Linked DNA regions of Homo sapiens: region 2 is linked to region 1. Evidence: chromatin loops called from intact Hi-C (ENCODE). Cell type or tissue: IMR-90. All regions are shown on one strand. Links, peaks and the distances in the headings refer to the core of each region. The heading gives the core; the rest is flanking DNA.

The links. Hi-C counts contacts between places; a loop is a spot of excess contacts. Peaks named below come from ENCODE experiments on the same cell type or tissue, not always from the same donor. Only the 100,000 strongest peaks of a DNase experiment are listed, where the experiment ranks them.
Region 2: a loop joins it to region 1, with 6 times the contacts of the local background. A loop is called at or near these places in 20 of 110 quality-filtered maps.

The regions. Positions count from the first base shown.
Region 1 is chr2:237,404,120-237,414,344 of GRCh38, forward strand. COL6A3 (collagen type VI alpha 3 chain) reads right to left here and starts at 10,045. Exons shown (of 44, transcript NM_004369.4): 1 at 9,834-10,045. In IMR-90, for the core only: a CTCF peak has its summit at 6,104 (motif pointing left); DNase peaks (open chromatin) are centred at 4,372, 6,092 and 7,982; H3K4me3 peaks cover 5,409 bases; H3K27ac peaks cover 5,588 bases.
Region 2 is chr2:237,117,455-237,127,679 of GRCh38, forward strand. No RefSeq gene overlaps it. Among named protein-coding and RNA genes, the nearest start is that of COPS8, 37 kb to the left of the region's middle. RefSeq lists enhancers at 8,640-9,155, 9,156-9,670. In IMR-90, for the core only: a CTCF peak has its summit at 4,946 (motif pointing right); a DNase peak (open chromatin) is centred at 4,987; H3K27ac peaks cover 957 bases.

The sequences.
Region 1 (10,225 bases), core at 1,436-9,435:
AAGCTTCCTGCTAGATTCTTTCTAAGAAAATGGCCTGTTCTTTCCAAAACAACCTGTATTATTGTAACTGGTCCAGATCAATGTTTTAATACGGGATCAACAGATTCAAAGAGTCTATGATCCTCCCACAGTTGAGTGCAAAATTGCATCTATGGATGAGGGTTTTTCTGGAGATAAGGGTCCATGTTTGTATGTGATTCTAAAAGGCAGTTGTGCCACTCCTCACCCCCCAAAAGTTTAAGCATCACTGCTTCAATTAAAAATTTTAATGCAAATCTTCTGGAAGATCCAGTTCGATTACTTTAAATGTTTAATCCATGTTCAAGAGGCATGATTTTAAGTGGTATTTTTGTTTGTGAATGAGAACACAAGAGTATTATAGAGGCTCTTTGTAAAGCATTCGGCTTTGTAATCCAGGTGGAAAAAATAGGACATGATAAGATGAGAGCTGTCTCCTCACTGTTGAGTCTGGGATGGGAAGAGCTGCAGACACCTGTGCAGGGAGCATTGACAAAGAGCACAAGTGAATTATGCCTTGAGCAGGTTTTGCTAATGGTTTTCTTAATCATTCCCATACCTCACACAGTGAAAGCCTTTGAATCCACTGATTCTGTCACATATAAAGCATTGAGTGGGCTCACTCTGGAGCAATTCCAAAATTACATTTCTCATCTTCCAGAGTGCTCAATACAATCTAAATAGTTACAAAATAAAATCCGGGAAGTCTAAGACATCACTCACTTACTTCAACCATTCTGAGTAAAATGAACTTTTAGTTCATTGAAAATCATATGTAAAGATTTTTATTTTCAAGATGTGAATCTTTGGAGGAGTAGCCCCCTCAGTGGAGATACTTCCCATTGGAACACAAAGTAATGGGATAAATACACTGTGCACAGGAATTATTTTATCCAGAATATATCCAGATATTGAGGGAAGAGGAGGGGAGGGAAGAGAAGGAAAGGAGCCCTTCCAGCTCTGAAAAGGACGGGAGATAATGCCTGTAGGACAATGCGTTATCCAGGCTCCACTGATGATTCAGAACCCATATGGTTTGACTGAGCTGAATTCCCAGGTGGGAAAAACGCCTTTGGCCCCACACACTTTCCTGCCATCATGCGGGAAGCAGGTCTTGTGGCTCGTGGGCTCCTAGCCCAGCTGTTGAATATTTGCTGATATTTTCGTTTGCAATTAACTCTCTTCTATTGTTTGTCATGTCCTGGAGTCTCCATTTATAAAAAAACGAAATTCCCTGGCAGCAAATTTTGGAGAACTTTTTCATTTAGATTATTAAAAGATGTCAAACACCATCTCACCAGATGACCACCCGCCCTCTTCAACAAGAGGGAATGAGGCAGCCATCCGCGCTCATTCCCCGACACCACCCTCCCGGAGGAAGGAGAGAGGAGAGTGCTGGTAACGTTTCCTGGGCTTCTGTCTTGTGGGTGGGATTTCACGCCCTCCTCCCAACCATCCGATGGCTGATTTCCCTCCATTTTATAGCTGAGAAATTGAAACCCCAGCAAGGCAAAGTGATTGTTCAAAGCTACATAGATAAAAACAACATAGAACCAGAACCCTAACCCAAGTTAGCATTTCCAAAGCTCATGGGAAGAACCCCGGGAAACCCTAGAGGCTGTGCCAGATTTGGCCCAGATCTCAAGGAAACTCCCCATGCCTTTTGGGGAAAAAATAGACTTCCTTGGTGGTGACACACCACAGATTCTATGTCAATGGAAGTCGGCTGTCTACTATCATTCTTTCAAATATGAAAAAAAGACTCAGAATTGGCTGCTTGAGATCCTTGGGCTGGAAGGGGTCTGTTCCTTCATCCTAGATTCTGTGTCCTAAAGGAAACAGATTCAATAAGAGACATTCATCACATTTTCATTCTCATCTTTCTGTTTAGGATTATTCATCTTTTTGTTTACTCTGCCTCATTCTAAAAAGGATTTGAGGTGCCTTTTTCCGTTTAGTTTCTATCCCTTTGAAATTTAAAAGGATACCTTTCATCAGAAAGATTGCCCTACATGGCCCTTCAACCTGAAATCATATTCAATCATATTCCAATGAATATGATTTCCCAAGCTATTTTGCAATTCTGTAAATTAGTTTTCATTTAGCCTACTCAAAACCTTTTTCATTTTCCATGTCTGGAAATCTTTTTTAAGAAAGAGACACACACGCATGCACACAAGGAAATAGTTTGAAAACAAAGACTCAAATAAATCCAGAGCTTCCATTTTGAAGTCATTTATTTGGTTTTCTCCAAGCACTGCTTTTTAAAATCAGCCTGTCCCTCCTATCAAGTTCTGGGACTTCTGTTAGTTCCTAATTGTCCTGTTTAAAATGGGAGCAGTGGAAATAGTCAAAGACCACAGTGGGAGAGCCGTGCACACTGACTGTGAAATAGAAAGTCAAATTTCAGTAAATTTGAGGCACTCATCCACCCTTGCCTTTGCCACGCCCATTCCTAGACTGCAAGAAGGAGCGCCCCATTTCTTTCTCTTTTTCTCACTCTTTCTCTCTCTTTTTGCACGAATCCTGGGAAAGGAGTCCCCGTTCTTTTCCTCAGGGAGGAAGCTAAGAAAGGATTTATTAAGTCCTGCAATTAGGGTAGGAGGAGAGTGGAATTTAATATGCTCTTGGTGTTTGAAAGACCCAAAGGAGAATCCTCAAAAGAAAATGTTTTGGAAGAGCTCCAAGAAACCTCCAAAGAAATATAGCAAATTTTGTTTTTTTACTGTTTATTTAACAACTTGGATTTCACATTTCTTTCTTTTTTCCCTTTTTTTTTTTTTTTTTTTTGAGACAGAGTATAGCTCTGTTGTCCAGGTTGGAATGCAGTGGCATGATCAGAGCTTACTGCAGCTTCAACTTCCTGAGATCAAGCAATCCTCCCACCTCAGCCTCCCAAGTAGCTAGGACTACAGGTGTGCGCCACCACGCCTGGCTAATTTTTTTTGAATTTTGGTAGAGACAATATCTCACTATATTGCCCAGGCTGGTCTCAAACTCTTGGGCTCAAGGGATCCTCCTGCCCTGGCCTCCCAATGTGCTGGGATTATAGGCATGAGCCACTACACCTGGCCTTTGAATTTCTATTCTATGAAAATACTCTAGAACAATAATCTGTTTGACTCAAACTGAATGTGTATCCTGTGATAGCAACATTTTAAAACTCTTCTCATCAGGCAGGGTAACTAGACCTCCTTTGTCACCTACTGGGGTCCTTTGTCACTTACGGGGGTCCTTGTTAGATATGGAGTAGCGGATTCGAGATCTTCAACTCTTCCTGGTAAAATCTAACAAAGCAACACCTGTTCTGCAACTTGTGGATTATAACAAAGCAATGCAGAAAGAGAAGGCCTGGACATCCCCTACCAATGCCCTCCCTCTGTGAATGAGAGCACCTGTAAGAATATGCCGACCTGCAGCCAGGCTTAGGCCAAGCTCCTCAGAGGTGGGTCTCCTTCCCATTACAAAGGCAATTAAGAAACTCCAGATTAATTACCCAGATATTTGAAAAAATTACTTTAAAACATATTCCTAGCATTGCAGATAATAACCATGAGGCAGAAAGTTCCATATCTGGTGTGATTTGAAAAGCTAGACGCCACCATGCAAATGTAAAACACATTCCACATTCTGAAATATACGGCAGCCAGACAAGATTTTGTCTGCACTTATACTGCTAATTATAAACATCAGGCAGAGACTAGTTCCATTTCAACATTAAAGAAGAAAGGTGCATTAGAAAATGCTTCAAGAAATATTGCACAAATGCCCACTCCATTCCAACTCCTTGCCACGTGACGCTGCTGGATCCAAATTGGAGCTTGGCACTTATTCCTGTCTTTTCCTTCTTGGCAATGAACTAAGGTGCTACTGACCTTTCCAAAACTGTGGTGTTCCACTGTAAATGATTAAAGTGGCTGAAAGGTGCTCTCTTTGTAAAGAGAAAAGTTAGATATTTTGTCTGTTTTCTAGTCTAATTTATAATCAAGTAGAGAAGATAAAATCATTCTTGAAAACAGAAACCTTTTCAAAAATCAAGTTGGAACATCTGATAAAATATCATCCATGCTGGATTTATTGCAGTAACCTGGGAAATTCTACTTCCTTACTGCCTCTGTCAGCAATGGTCGGCCAATCTCTCCCAGCCTCCCTTTTGTGTAAAAGAAGGCTCCTTGCCTGTTGCTCGAACAGGCCATAGTCCTGCGACTGCTCTCTTCCATCTGTTGCCCTGGGCTCTGATGAATGATGGGTTTTCTGCAGCCCCAGTTAGAAACAGAGCACCCTGGTGCACCGCCGGGCCGGCTGTGGGTTTAGCTGAGTTGGCGCTAACTCTGGGTACCGGCCCTGGGCTGCTGAATCAACTAATGAAGATTCCAGAAGTGAAAAACCAGTTTCCTGGAATGGTTTCCCTTGAGATCTGAGTCAACTCCAGCTGCTGTTCAATTTTTAATTTTGAAATTAAACCGAGCCATGAGCTCTTCCTTCCAGTGACCAATTCCTGATGCTCTGGGTTCCTGAAAACCTAATGTATAGCACACACAGGGGGTTTTACAGAAACATTTCCCATTGTACTTTTCCCTGGCCACTTGCAATTCTCAAATGTTTCTCTGTAATTCATGAGTTTAAACTTCAGGAGAACAGTAGGATCATACTATGCTGAATGCAGCCAGACCCCTACAAGACTAACAATTTGCCTTTGGGAGAAGGTTTGGCAGAACTTTTCGTATTTGTTTTTTTCTTCTCTCCTTTTTCTTTCCAGATTTTTTTAAGCAACAGTTACTCCTCTGCTGAATCAACTTAAAAGAGGCTACTCCAAGGAAGACTGGGAATGGGAAGAGTACCTTTCTCCACATGGCACCCTAAAATACACTCTTAAAGGCTTGTCCCCCTTGAAATGTCCAGATTCCAAGATGTCTGCATATTGGAAACATCAGACAATTCTGCTACTAGCTCTGTGGCCCTGTCACTGGGCATACCTCTCTGAGCTCTCTTTCTTCATCTGAAGCATAAAGGGCGTGGAGAAACCATCCACCAAGGTAGTAGTTTTTTTGATATTTCAATTAGCCAAACAGAAATTATATGTTTGCCAACCAGAAGAGAGGGGGCTATGTCTTAGTCATTTTTTTAATATTCCCCAAGAATGTATTCTCTTTTTTTATTATTTTATTATTATTATACTTTAAGTTTTAGGGTACATGTGCACAACATGCAGGTTTGTTACATATGTATACATGTGCCATGTTGGTGTGCTGGACCCATCAACTCGTCATTTAGCATTAGGGATATATCCCCTCCCTGAACCTCAGGGCTCAAGGCCATGATGCACAATAGGTCTTGTTAAACTTAAGTAAACATGAGAACACAAAGACCAACCAAAGGGTTAGGTTTTTGTTTTTTTTGTTTGTTTGTTTGTTTGTTTGTTTTGCTCTGAGCTAGAATTGTCTCCCTCAGAGTCTTAATGCTGGTTATCTCAAGCGAACAGACATAAATCTGAGAGTCAGTAATATATATTTGTATTAATAAATATTCAAGACGAGACATTCATAATCATAGCTTGTGTGAATTTTTAAAAGTATGTTAAAACCCATTGTCCATTATTAGGGGAAAGTATCAAAGGACATGTCACGAGCACCCTTACAGTTCTAAAATCCGGTAATTCTACAGGGATACGCAATGGCATGAATATGCAAACCTACTTTGGTTCTCAAGCACCCGACTGTTCATTTAAACCTCTGTAATTAGATATGGGTAAAATGCTTCCTATAAAATGTCTTATTTGCTGAATACCCTTGTAATGCAATTGTTTGGGAACAAAGATGCCTCCTTTGATGGCACAATTTCATCTCAATACACTTACACCTGAGCAGAGAAGAAAAACAAAGCTCTAACGTATGTACACTTCCGTTATTATGAACAGCCACAATAAATATAATAATGACAATCATGTATTGAAATATCAGTCCTAAAACTGCCCGCAAGCTCTGCTGAGATGGTCATCACTGAGTTACTACAAACCCTGAAACTCCACCCTGGGAGACTCCAGGCACCACTTCAGAGATTTTTCTGAAGCTCGCAGAGATACACCTCCCTCTAGAGGAAAGAAAACCAAACTGCCTTTTCAAAAACAGACCAGGATGAACGTGCTAACTCAAAATTTCTTTTCTTTTTTTTTTTTTTTTTTTCTGAAACAGGGTCTGGTTCTGTCGCCCAGGCGCTGAAGTGCAGTGGCATAGTCACGGCTCACTGCAGCCTCAACCTCCCAGGCTCAAGTGATCCTCCCAACTCAGCCTCGTAGCTGAGATTACAGGCACATGCCACCATGCCTGGTTAATTTTTTAAAACGCTTTTGTAGAGACAAGGTCTCCCTATGTTGCCCAGGCTTGTCTCAAACTCCTGGGCTCAAGCGATCCGCCCACCTCAGCCTCCCAAAGTGCTGGGATTACAGAGATGAGCCACAGTGCCCAGCCCTCAAAATTTCATCTCTTTCCCAAAATGGACTATAAGACCAGAATGTATTAAAAATTATATTTTTCAAAATTAACAAAGTGAATTGTTGAAGGGAATATCTCTGCAAAATCAGGACCTGTGGAATACTCCCTGGAAATAAGACATTCATGACCACACATTAGAGGGGGCAAGCAACATGTTTTATTTAAAGAATAGGATTGTCCTTTCTTTGCACTGAATTTTTACACTGAATTCCACTGAAGTTTTACAGTGGAAACAGAGAAGCTGTATCTAGAAACGGGAGAATGAAGATAACCATTCTTGTCTAGTTCATGGCTGTCTGAATTAGTAGGAAACTTTAAAGCTCCCCCACTTTAAAATTTGGAGGGTTTGCGGCTTTCATTTTCTTAGCTAGAGCTAATAGGATTTTCTTTAAATGTCAGGTCCCTCCTCAAATCGTCAGCTATTTATGTAGCAGTGATGTGTTTTTTACTGCCTGCTTGCTGCAGCCAGGACACCATGAAAAGTTTGCTCCCGTAAGTCAGGGTGGAAAAGCTGCCTGGTACACAACATCCCTGTCAGATGGAAACCGCCTGCAATCCTTCCCCCAAGAGATAGCAGATTTTCAGCTTCTTCCAAAAAGAGCAGTGACAAAACTGAACTTTCAAATAAAAATTTTTGCTAAAGCTGTTACTGCGCCTGCAAGGAAGTGTCACGCAATAGTATTCACGACTTGCCGGTGAATTTTAAGTCCTAAACATGGAATTTCACATATAAGTGGGAGGTGATATCAACCGCTGGTGAAGACTACGCTTGATCCAGTTGTCTGAACACTCTGAGCAAGGAAACAAATGAAACCTCGCTGGCAAAAAGTCACTGCCAGCTTCCAAAGCTTCCAAAGAAGGCGGTCTTGTTTCAAGCTGGCTTTAGGCATCCAGGTCTATGGGTTCCGTTCCTGAAACTAAGGTCAGGATGAGCAGCCTCATTGGAACCATAAATCAACAATCGACTGAAGAGAGGAGCTTCTTCCTACTTTCTCATCGGGGACGTATTAAGTTCTAGGATAGGAAATCACAAAAGGCACTGATGATAAAGTCAGTGCAATTTGCTGAGTCCTGAATGCTTTAGAAATAAAATGAAGTGTGAAGTAAAGACAATTTTTCAGAAAGGTGCCTACCTCGTATCAAAAATATCATTCAGACCCCAGGTTTGGACATTTGCCACATGTCCCCTCACCTGTGGGCCACAACTATAGTGGGGTGGAACACGCTCCCTGCCAAGCAGGGAAAGAGCGGGGCCAAGGGCTAACATTCTAGAGGCTTCCCCAGCCACCTCCCAGAAAGGTGCTGTAGCCACACCCTCCAATGCCTGGATAGGAAAAGCCAGGACAGCCTCACTTCACCCCAACATGGAATTCCTTCCCAAGCCCTCTGCTCCACTCAGTGTCTGCTTCCTGGCTTCTCTCGACCATGAGTGAGGAAAGGAGAGAACTAAACCTCTGGGTAGCAAGAAACCCCCTAAACAAAGAAGTCCAGACAGGCAGCTGTTCCTACATCCTGATCTTTGTAAAAGCCACGCCTCCCCACCCAGGCTTTCATCCTCAGCTACAAGCCCACTTCAGAAAGAAGAGCATACAGGTCCCCTCCTTCAGCGCCCTCCACCCCCAGGAGGTGGCCTGAGCAGGGCGGCCAGCCCCGGTATTCCGGTCACGGAACCGATGCCCCCGCCCCACGGTCCACCTCCCTTCTTTCTCGGTTCATTGGTAGAGTCTTAGTGAGCCCAAAGCAGTTTTCCCAACGAGATGTGAGTTATTTGGGATCCTCCGTCACTGGCTTGTCTGCTCTCCTTCAATGGGGAAGGATTTCACTGCCATCTCAGGCACTCGCTCCCTGGCCTGGGCAAGGAATTCCGCATCTCAGAGCCCCTGGTTGCTCATTTTGAAAACCAGGAAACTACTGCATCAGTGGCTTCTGACCAAAAATCTCTTCCATTATCTTTAGCCCAACAAAAACCTCAGAAGTCCCAGTAATGTCATCAACGGCCACCCACTCAGTTTTCAATATAGTTTTGCTTAGGAGCAATGTAACTTTGATTTTAAAGCCATTTCGGTTGTTTTTTACAGCATTAAGAATGGGACCCTGGGGAGCTGGGGGATCCCAGGTTGAGCATCCACCATCCCCGTGAGCTCTGAGCACCCTGCAGCTCTAGCACCCTGTGGTCCTCGCCGGGGTGAGCTGTATGTGGGGAGAGAAGCCAGTCAGCCGGGGCCACAGCCCTGCCTCCCCATCCAGCACAGCAGACTCCCCTGTGCTCAGAGGGGTTTGCTCCTGGGGTCTGCACCGGCCTCGAAACTGGCTCCTGGGGCTTCCTGTGGAAGCAGATTTTTCTTTAACCACTCCCTAGTCCCTCCCAGTGACCCCACCCATACTTCAATACCCGTTCATTATCCAACATAGTAGGCCCCTTGAAACAGGTTCCCCAAACAGGCTGGCCACTGTCAGCGAACGTGTCCATCCTCAGCAAGAGAGGGCCCGAGCCCCACCCTGCATCCTCCGGGCCAGAGAACAGCCCTCGGGGCCTCCCAGCTCGGCACTGGCCTCACCTCTGTGCAGCATGGGCTGGCCCTGCAGCCCCAGGGGCCCTGCCTTAGACACTCAGCATGCTGCCCAAATGCCCAATTCCTTCTTCTCCTCTGACCCCTGCAACTCCTTTAAGCAACCCCAAGGGACAAAGTCTCCAATAGAGACTTCAGGTTCCTGGAAAGACGAAAGCTTGACGGCAATGACTGAGCGACCCTTTACTTGGCCCTGATCCTGAGCACCAGAGTTACTCCAATCTTGTGAAAGCAGCAAATGTGCTCCACCAGGACCTTCCCATGGGCGGCCCTGGGCAGAAAACCCATGCAGGTTGTTGCACCCTGACCTAGTGTCACCACCCAGAGAGCTCAGAGAACATCTCCCAGCGGAGCCGCCCGGCAGGGAGCTATGCTAGTCCTCAGCAAAGACGCTTCTGCAAACAAAGCGGATCCCGAATGGGTTTTAGAAGGCGGCAGTAACTTAAATAAATCATGGGCCGAAACACACTGCCGCCCGGAATGCACAGGGCGCGTGTAGCAGCCACAGACACGCGGTGGAAAAGTGCTCACACTCTTAGGCAATCATGACCTTAACCAATTTAAGGAAATCCCATTGCCATAAAGTGAGAAAGAAAAATCAGCGGAATCTTCCAGAGACCTAAAACATGTACAGAAAACTGGCGATCAGCATGAACGTAAGAGCCACTAACGCTACCTAGAAAGGATCACTTCAGGTTAAGAGCATTTCCTTCTAGCCCCAAACCTGGAAAAACAGAAGAGAAATCACACTTACCCCTGAGCAAACCTGAAGGCGTGTGTCCCTGGGCTCCTCGATTCAATTAGGTTTGAATAGGATGCATACTTTTCCCACTCACTGCGTCTCTTTTTCTTTTTGCAGCCTTTCTCCACCAAAAAAGTGGAGACTCAGAGCTGCGGAGGAAAACTCTTGCAGTCCTTGCAGGAGGCTGGAGCCCAGGAGAACTGAACGGCCTTTGGTGGAAGACTGAGCTCCAAACTGGACTGGGGCCAGGGATACCAGTCAGGGCTTCCTCCAGCTCCTCCTCCTCCTCCTCCTCCCTCCCGGACCCCTCCTCTCCCCCTCCTCACTGCAGAACTGACCCAAAACTGTAAATGAAACCAGACTCCTCCACTCTGTTTCTTCTGGCCCCCGCTCAGGCTGATGTC
Region 2 (10,225 bases), core at 1,516-9,515, 290 kb before region 1:
GGTTATGTTAGGACAGTTACCAGGACTCCCCTCCCCTTAACCTGTCTCCACCTTTTATAGCAAAAGCAGGAAGAACAGAATTCCACCTGATAGCATCCATCCCCACTGCCCCCATCCATCCAAATGATAGCAGCAAGGGCAAATACACCTCCTGGAGAGATTAGCAGTTTTCCAGGAGTCTTCTAGCTTTTAGTGTGTCTGGGGGATTTTTACAACCCACAATTAAACTCTGCATTGAAAAGCAGGGGGAAGAAAGGCATCTATTGCCTCTTAGCTGAGCAGCCCATGAACTGGAGTAAGTACCTCCTTGTTAACAAATGCCATGCCTGGATTTCCTCTCACCTGAGAACCCTTGCTATCACTGCAGTTGGAGAAAGGTAAGGGTTTGCCGTTTTGCTAGAGTCAATAACTTTTGAGTAATCTGCATCATATTTGTGGTTGAGCAAAGTAGTAACTTTCCTCTGAATTTGTTGCTTCTCTAAGTAAAGGAAGCTTTCAAAATTAGTGGAAAAGATTGTGTAGTTTTATCCAAATATCTAAAGACAAGCTAAAACCAGGGTGGACATTTTATTCATGTAAATGATTGATGACATTCTCCTGGGTCAATTGAGATAGTGGGAAGCCAGGAGTCTTTGGACATCTTTTTAAGAAATGAGTGGACTTGAATGAGCATGTTGTGTGCACCCACCTGACCAGCATATGTGCATCCTGAATGTGAATCATGATTTTTTCTCCTGGGTGGAGCTGCAGGAAAAGATTTCATTCTAAATGAAAGAGGAACTGGACCATTTTTAACTTGTGAGTCACATGATGGGAGGAATTGCCAAAAACAGTTTTGATTGAATAATGTTCTCCTAATTGTGCACCTGCACCTGATCTCTAAGAAGAGCAATTCAGGACAAAGGGCAAAATGCCCAGTGCATAATAATGCATAAGGTAATAAGAACCTCTTCATGGCTATCCTGTGTCGGTTAAATAACATGGTTTGAAAACTGAATTAGGTTGTTTGTGAGGTTGGGCAGTGAATGAGGTCAATCGAGTAAGGTCCAAAAAATTCCAAATCCATTTGGGAGCCTTAAGCCTGTTGGATGTCTCCCCTTATAACCCTGATTTTTAGCAGACTGGTGAACAAGATTTTCAATGTATTTCTGTCATAAAATACAAAGAATGTAAATGGAAATATGGGAGTGTGGCCTCAACTGCCTTAACTTTGCCTGAGGCAATTTAATATGGACCAACTTCAAAAGATTAGGAAGCTTTAGTTTTCAACATTATCTTACATTGTCAACATTATCTTGGCTAAATGTTTTGATGCTGCGTCTGGTGTCTTTCATGTGACTGGAGCTGTGGATGTAGATGCAGGAATCTGTGCAGGGCAGCTTTTCTGTATTTCCACCCATCCCTTCCTCAAGATAGCAGAAGGGCTCTGACAAGGAAAACCAAACACATGGGGTTGATGCTGTGTTTGAAAACCCTCTTGAGTTGAGATGTGTAAAGCATGTGCTTAGCCAGAGCCAAACATCTGCTTGATTCTCACTCCTCGCTGTCACCCGGTGTCTTGTTGTTTACAATGTGCTGCCATAACTCACTTGGTGTGTAGGGTCATTCCTACCACTTCATTCCTTGAATGTCCGATCACCATCACTGCTGGCTGAAACGCAGTCCCTTCAAAGGCTTAAATAAGTCTTTTCTAAGGGCCGAAGAAGTGCTCTTGAGTTATTAGATATTTTTGAAAAAAAGGTTTTCTTCATGTTCTTGCTTTTTAAATAGTTTGTTTGGCCCTTGAGTCGTCAGTTCTTTTGTCATATGAGTGGAATGGATAAGTTTACTAAGACTTGGCAAGGAAGAAAATCTATGGGGAATTAGAGGCTGAATTCCTAATAATTAAGAACAATTTTTAACGTTTATTTTAAGTTGAGGGGTACATGTACAGGTTTGTTACATAGGTAGGCTTGTGTCATGTGGGTTTCTTATACAGATTATTTCATCACCCAGGTATTAAGCGCAGTACCCATTAGTTATTTTGTGAGGATGAAGAGAACAAAAATTATTTAAAAGACCCAGCCAAGGCGTTATTTTAGGGGCTTGTCACACACTTGTCACTCACCAGTTTAAATGATCAAATCCACATGTATGCTAAATTTAAGCAAAAATTAAAATATACAAAACCTAACAAAATTATCCTGGACATCGACTAAGAATAAAAGCCGGTCACCTGCAGTGTTGGCATAAGGGAATGGCTAGGGGGTGAGCAGTGCCATGGCCCCTCTGCTTGGAGAAGTGCAGTGGCTTTAGCTGCAAGCTCCAGCCCTGGTCCAGCCTGTTAATATCATCAGAGACCGTTAGGTTGGCCCTGCACATTCAAACCATGTGGCCCTGCCTTTGACTGCCGCATAGAATGTGAGAGCACCCAGCTCTCATCAGAAAATTAACCCCAAACACTCTGTATCCAGGTTTTATGAAAGGTTCAGTTGTGAAAAATATTCTCAAAGTGTGCTTCCTGGACCACAAGTTGGGCATCGCCTGGAAGCCCCAGTCCAGACACACTGAATCAAATCTGCATTTAACAAGACCCCAGTGATTCTTGAGCACCCTGATGCTTGGGGCAGCAGCTCTGAGGATTTACAGTCTCTCCATTTCAGCCCTCACTGTGCACTTGCTTGGGGCCTGTGCCTCTGGGGCGACAGTATGAGAAGGAGGCAGAGAAAACGACTCGTGTATTCTACTGAAATATGGAAAGGGCTGTGCCCTGTATCACCAAGTAATGTTTTAAGTGAGAAATTGCTCTCTGATATGGGTGTCAAGAGAGGGCCTTGTGGATACTGTGTATCTTACAATTGGTTACTTCCATCATTTTGCCTTGGCTTGTAGAGAGCTCAAACTGAATACAGAGCCCAGCAGCTGTTCACAGGCACGTGGCATTCATTTTCCTTCTTGTTCAACTTGCCAGCTCCCCTTTCCCTCTACTTACTGCCCACACACCCAGCTCTTGTACTTAATTCTCTTTCTCCTGAATGTTTTTTGGTAACTACCTTCCATATTTTTTGTAAAGCAAGTGGGGAAATATATTAATATATTAATGCCATTAATGAAAACTAATGGTCATCTCTGATGGTGATGATGGTGATGTGTCCTCAAGTGATAAAAGAAGCTTTTGTGAGATTTCTCAAAGAACCACATGCTAAATTGCTCAGCCCCAGCCTTTGGCCTTCACGTCCACCCTGACAGCAGCTGCTGGGAGTCAGGTGTGGATATGCCAGGTGCACCAGTAGGTTGTGGTCATTAGTCCTTTCGTCATCAGAAGGGGAAGAGAGACTCCAACTCGGAGAGCTGGTGATTTTTTGCCTGTGTATGTATTGCTTGAATTAAGTTCTTTATTTTAGTTTAGTACACTGCTGTGTTCTCAATATATGTGACTTCATCCTCGCAAAACTATGGGGCTGGGTGTCTCCATTTTGTAAATGGCGGAAGTGAGGTGTTTGCTTGCCTAGGTTCCCGCAGTGGCATGGTGGATGCATCAAGGCAAAGCCAGTGACCTTAGTGGTCTTAGTTCTCTCACCGACTGACACAGAGGAAAGAAATCAGAGAGCTTCCTTGAGCCTGAGGCCATGGATAATAATGATCACTTAGACATGAAGTTTCAGAAAGAAAACAGAGACATCTTGAAATCCTTAGTGTCAAACGTTCAGATGAAAGGAGCATATTAAATGCCTCAAGAATCCCATTCACTGGGCCCAGTAATTTTTCTCTTAGTCATCTTTCTAAAGAAGTAATCTAGGATGTGACAAAACATTTTGGGAACAGGAATAATCATTACTGTGCTACTTAAAAAATTAAAATAACATTTGTAAAGGAGGCAAAACTCAATGGCTTACAACAAAAAGCTGTATTCTCATGCTCATGGGTGAGCACAAGAGCCACGGCTTGGCTGATGGGGCAGGATATGGATGGCTCAACTTCAGCCTAACCTTCAGGGGGACTTGACTCTGAGCTCTATTCTGGGTTCAGTTTTGCTCCACAGCTGTCTGGCCACATTCTTCTCCCAGTGGATCAGCCATGCACTGGAGGGCAAGCTAAACCTCACAGCCCTGTGCCAATCCTCCCCTCACAAGACTGCTGACATCCCATGCTCTGTGTAAGCACAGGAACAAGGGAAAAACCCACAGGGCAGGGAAGTAGACTCCACTCATAATGGGAGACAGGGGCAAGTATATATTTGATGAGTGATCATAGAAATAACAACTGTGATCTAGATTTGCTTTGCATTGGCACACATTGTTCTTCAGTGGAGTACCATGGAAGGGGCTTATTGGTACAACAGCATGGCACACAATTTTGAAATCAGGCAGCCCTGACTTTGAGTTCTTGCTCTGCTATTAATATTGACTAGCTGTGCTCATATATATGTTCCTTAACTGCCACTAAGTCATAGTTTCCTCAATTGCTAAATTGGGTTGTTGTGAGGATTAAATGAGAAAACAATGTGGAGCTCTTAGCAAAGTGATGGGTTCTTAGGAAGCAGCCAATAAGTAATCATAACAGTTAATATTAGTGGTAGCTATTGGAAAGGTATTTGAGATTCAGGGATGAATGAAAATCACTGTAAATCTAGAACCCTACCCTTATCTAAACTATCAATCTCTTTTTATTGAACAGTTTCAAATTTATTTTTGATAAACAATTTTAATATAGTCAAACATTTATTAGAAGCAGAAAAGTCATTGTAGAGCACTTGAATTATATTTAAAAGTTTAGCGGTCTAAACTAGCAATCTAAGATGATTGTGAAATAAAGGCATTTAAAATCCTCCTACTTGCTTATCGGAACTACCATACCAGTCAGGATAAGCTAAGCCACGCTGCGCTAACAAATGGCCTGCAGATCTTGGTGCTTTACACTACTAGCAAATGTTTCTTTTACGCTTCTGCTGCCTGTCCACTGGGGGTCAGCAGAGGCCGTCTTCTCTGTCAGCATCACTCTAGGATGCCGGCCACCCAGCAGCCTCTCTGTGCCACTCAGCAGAGGGAGAAGAGACCTGGGGAGCCACGTGCTGGCTCTTGTTGCTTCTCTTTGGAAGTGACACCGTCACTTTCACATATGTTTCATCAGCCAGAGAAAGTCAGCTATGGCTGGCTCAATAGAGCCAGTAAGTCTAATCCTCCTGAAGCAGAAGCTCTGCAGAGAGAGGAGCCAAATATACTGAACATAATACAGTAGACAAGAGAATGTGTGTGACTCTGAAACCATTAAGGGAGTAAAAGGAAAAAAGAAGGAAACAAAAAATGTGGAAAAAGAAACATGGCCATTAGAAATCACAACTTAAGGAAGTATCAAGTAATCAAAGCTAATGGCCGCTCAATAAATATAAAGAAACTAAACTCACAAAACAGACTCTCATATTGGATGATAAAACAAAATTCAAATATATATACACTTTACAACAGAAACACATAACATGAAATGACAAGAAAATTTGAACACTGAAAGAAGAAATGTTTACATCCCAGATCAAGAATCAACAAAAAGGAAGTGTTACTGTATTACCAATTAAAATAAGCAACCAGATTTTTCCCAAGAAAATACACACTTCACCTATATTCTCAAAATTGTTGGCAAAAAGTTAATCATAGTTGTGGTAGGCAGAAAAATGATCCCTAAAAGGATGCTGACACCATAATCCCCAGCAAAGAAGCCCACGACATTAGGACTAAATAAAAATGTTAACCAGGAAGACATGAGAATTTAAAATGTGCATTATTATACAGTATGTTATCAAATAAATGAAGGAAAAAACTCACAGAATTACAAAGAGGCACTGACAAATACACAATCATAGTTGAAATACTTGTCTCACATTGATCTAAAGTCAACCTTTTGTGGTGTTAATTCCCCCAGCATCTCTGGACTGTACAGATGTGGGGCCGAGTAAGTCCAAAGGCCTCTTCTGCCTCAGGAGCAACAGGGAAGCCAGGGCAGGTCTGGGCAGTATGAACAGAACATAAGGAAGGTTCCGTGAAGTTGGTCCAAGTTCCTGCAGATAATCCATCTTGGCGGCAAGGACAGATGAGACCAGGAGAATCTGAAATGGGTACAAGAACTGTGTAAATCATGAACGCGCACAGAGAAACAGCAAACTGGGGACAAAGAGAGGGACCCCTGCCAACAGGGACTCTGAGATCTGTGTCTGAGTCCAGTCCCTGAAATCTCTGACCTTGGAACCTATGGTTAACTGAACAGTGGCCCACCAAGATGTCCCCATCCTAATCCTGGAACCTATAACTATGAGACCTTACATGGCAAAACAGACTTTACAGATGTGATTAAGTTAAGGATCTGCCATGGCCTGAATGTGCCCCCTCAACAGTCATATGTTGAAGCTTAATCACCAATGTGGCAACATTAACAGATGGGGTCTTTAGGAGGTGATTAAGTCATGGAGCAGAGCCCCTCATGAATGGGTCTGTGCCCTTACAAAAGTGCCTTTCCATCTCTTCTGCCACTTGAGGACACAGTGTTCGTCCCTCTTTCCCTTCCACCATCTGCCAAGTGAGAATACAGAAGCAAGATGCCATCTTAGAAGCAAAGAGGAAGTTCTTACCAGACACTGAATCTGCCAGCACCTTGATCTTGGACTTCCCAGTCTTCAAAACTGTGAGAAATACATTTCTATTATTTATAAATTACCTAGTTTGTGGCATTTTGTTACAGCAGCACAAATGGACTAGGATAGGGTCTTAAAAAAAGGAAGACCCTGGGCTATCCACATGGGTCATCTGCATAATCACAGAGTTCTTTATGAGAGGTGGCAGGAGGAGATAGAGAGAAATGAGAATGCCACGTGATGATGGGAGCGGAGTAGAGGTCAGAGCAATGCACTTTGAAGACAGAAAAGGGGCCATGGGCCAAGGAATGCAGGCATCCTCTCGAAACCATGCTAGATAAAGAAGCTGATTCTCCGCTGAAGCCTCCAGAAGGAAATGTCCCTGCTGACACCTTGACTTTAGCCCAGTGAGACTCATTTTTGAATTCTGCCCTTTAGAACTTTAAGCAAATAAATGTGATATTGTCAAGCTACTGCATTTGTAGTAGCTGTTACAGCAGCACTGGAAGCTCATGCAGATCCCTTTCTTTGATTCTGGGAGCTACATCTGTGCCCCTCCTTCTTACTTAATAGCAAGTCCGTTCGTTTTTTCTGTGTGTTGTTTGCATTGGAGAGAAGGGAGAAGTCCTGAACTATAATCAGTCTGTACTCTGTAAAGTGACAGAGGCAATGTCCGATGTCTCAGAGCTGCCGCTGAGGGCAGGGCTGCACCACAGGCTGCCCAGGGAGCCAGTGCAGAAAAAGGGCAGCCCTTTGGTTGCCTCCTCTGCATCTCATGGTCTTGCTTCCACTCATGCAGGTGACCCTCACTGGTACATCTGAGAGAAAATGCACTCCCAGGAGCAGCTACTGCTCTTGTGAAGAATATTCCTGGAGGAGTCCACACGGGTGGAGTGGATCTTGGAGGGATGGGCCCAACGCAGCCTCCCTCAGTGTGCGGGGATGACATGAGTGGGGGCTCTTCTTCCTCTGGAGAGGGTTTCGGGGCGAGAAAGATGAGCAGGGACTGAACTAGTTTCTGGTCTTCAGGTTCCAAAATAAACCTCTGAGATAAACCATTCGGGGTCATTGCTGCAGGTTTGTTCCTGAGAATGCGGGGACATTCAGAGTGGGAAAAGTTGGCTTTCTGGTGTGGGGACATCAGGTCCTCTGACTCCCACTGTGTGTATGACAGACCTAAAAATCAATGTGCATGTGTTTATAAAATGATGCAGAAAAATTACAGTGTCTTCTAGTCTCTGAAGCATGGCTTCTAACAGCCTTGGCTGGTTTATACTTCAACTTCCAAAACCATCTTTGGGAACCCAAGTCTTTATGGTTTTAGAAAAACAGCCTCAGACACCCGATGACTCCTCGCATGATTTTCCATCCATACTCCCCCAGAGCCCTGATTCCCCAACCAGTTCCAGACGTCTGAAAAGAGACAGGCATGCTTTGATGGCGCACTTCTCCAGTTGAATTTGTTCTTTGGTGTTTAACTTAGAGTAGGAAGAAAGATATCTAGAAAGGAAACCCATTGTTTTCAATGTCTTTAAAGCAAAAGAATCACTATCTGAACTGTCTTGCCTGTCATCATCTTAATCTTAATTGCCCTTCCATCTCTACGCATTTTGTATATAACAGATCACTCTTGCCGCCAGAGCTACCTTGAACTGCTCTAACTAAGCCAGCCTGCTGTAAGCACAGCACCCCTGACAGAGGTCTCCCAGTGGTGTCTGGAGCATCACCTGCTACCCTGCTGTCCTGACATGAAACCATGCTCCTCTGTGAAGCTGTGCTCTCTCAGTGACATTGGTCCTGCCGTCACCCTGGCCTTGGCAGATACATTGATCTACCTCATCTCCTGTTTCCCAAATCCAACATAGTACAGCAGAAACCAGTCTACATATTTTAATACAATTTTGTTGAGAGTTCAGGGATAATGGTAGAAAAATACATCCCAGAGTTTACCTTACACTGATGTAAGGGACCTTTTCTCCAGATCCTTTCAAAGGCCATCTGGCTACCTACAAACATTTCACAAGGTCTCAGATGTTCAACCTGAGACAGCGGCTGGGCCAGGGGAGCTCTGCCCAGCTCCGTGCTATTGTTTTTCAGGCGCTCCCCACCCACGGTCCAAAGGTCTTGGGTCCAGCGCCACAGAGCTGCTCTGCCCCTTCAGAGACCAATGCATGCATAGAAAACCAAAGAACATTTCCTCCAAGCTCCTGCCTCGTTCCTGGACTTTCAGGAAACCCAGAGCTCTGGAGAGCACATTTAGAAAGCTACTGGCTATTTACATGAAGCTATATTCTCCCTCCAAAGGTACACTGGGTTTGCTTTCATATCTTCAGCCAAAACAGCACATTTGGTGAGCATCTTCTCTTTTGCTAAGAGGCCCATGAGCAACTTTTCTGCCTGCTGAGGAGACTTGCAGGCTGTTCTGTGTCTTCTGCTTTGGGCAGCTGCTTGCCCTGGCTGTGGAAGGCTCCTGGAGTCCCCTGGCTGCTGACCTGACAGGACCAGCCACACGCCCCTTACATTTGCTCGTACCAAGGCTCAGCAGCCAGGCTGAGAGGCTGTTCTAGCCGTTTCTTGGCCCTGTCTCCACAGACCCTCACCAGGGGCTGGCAGAGTCCCTGGGCTTGCCCCATGCACATTGGCAAGGCTGAAGGCTCGGACAGGAGATATCCTTTCAGAGTCACTGACGGTTACGTGCCAGCCACGCACCCTCCGACCTCTCCTGTGCTGTAACCCCAGCACCCTTGTCTGTGTGTCTTCTCAGAGGACAGGAAAGAAGGGAGGTGCCTGCTTGGAATGAGAGCATAGACTTTTTCCATCTAAGTAAAAGTGCTGGGATGCTAGATCCACAGGTCTGTTTATGGGCATAGAAATGCTTTACAAACAGAGCTGGTGTGTTGAATCAGTTGTTCAGGGAATCTGTGCTCCTTTTCCTATCTCCAGGGGTCTGCGTGTTATGGAATTTGGCTAACACCAACCTGAATATGATCTGCCTAAATCACAGCCCGGCTCCTGCTACAGCGCTTTCCTTTCTTTCTCTCTGTAACTCGGATGTGCAAACATTGGTAAGAGAAACCAGAACTCAGGGACAATGAGAGCAAATGGCTGTGCGTAGATGCCAGCATTTGTCACCCCTAAGGCGAGGGTCCTCTTTCTCCTTGTGCTCCTGTCTGCCAGGGGAGCAAAAGTTTTATTGGAGAAACTAATCATTGAATTAACTTCAAAATACATTCAGAACCTTTGGCATTTACAAATCCATCCTGTAATTAAAAACACAAATAACTGAAGGTTTTTCCATTGTTCAAAAGTATTGGTTAATTGAATTATTTTGTTGTCATTTTTTGTGTCTAGTTTGGTCTAGACAAATATTGGGAGGGGCACTAAGTACTTCATCTGTTTTCTAACTTCATAATAGAATTGAAGAACCATTGCGTATGTGAATTTTGACACTCCACATATCCTTAATGTCAATCCCTGAAAAGAAATTTGCTGCACTTGGGAAAATTGAAAATTAAAAATGCCCAAGTCTCAAAATGGATTTCTTCAGCATTACAAGAAAAAAAGATAGAACTGGTGTTTTTGTTTAATTGGCTAAATTTTTCTAGCACAGAAAAAGATTTGTTT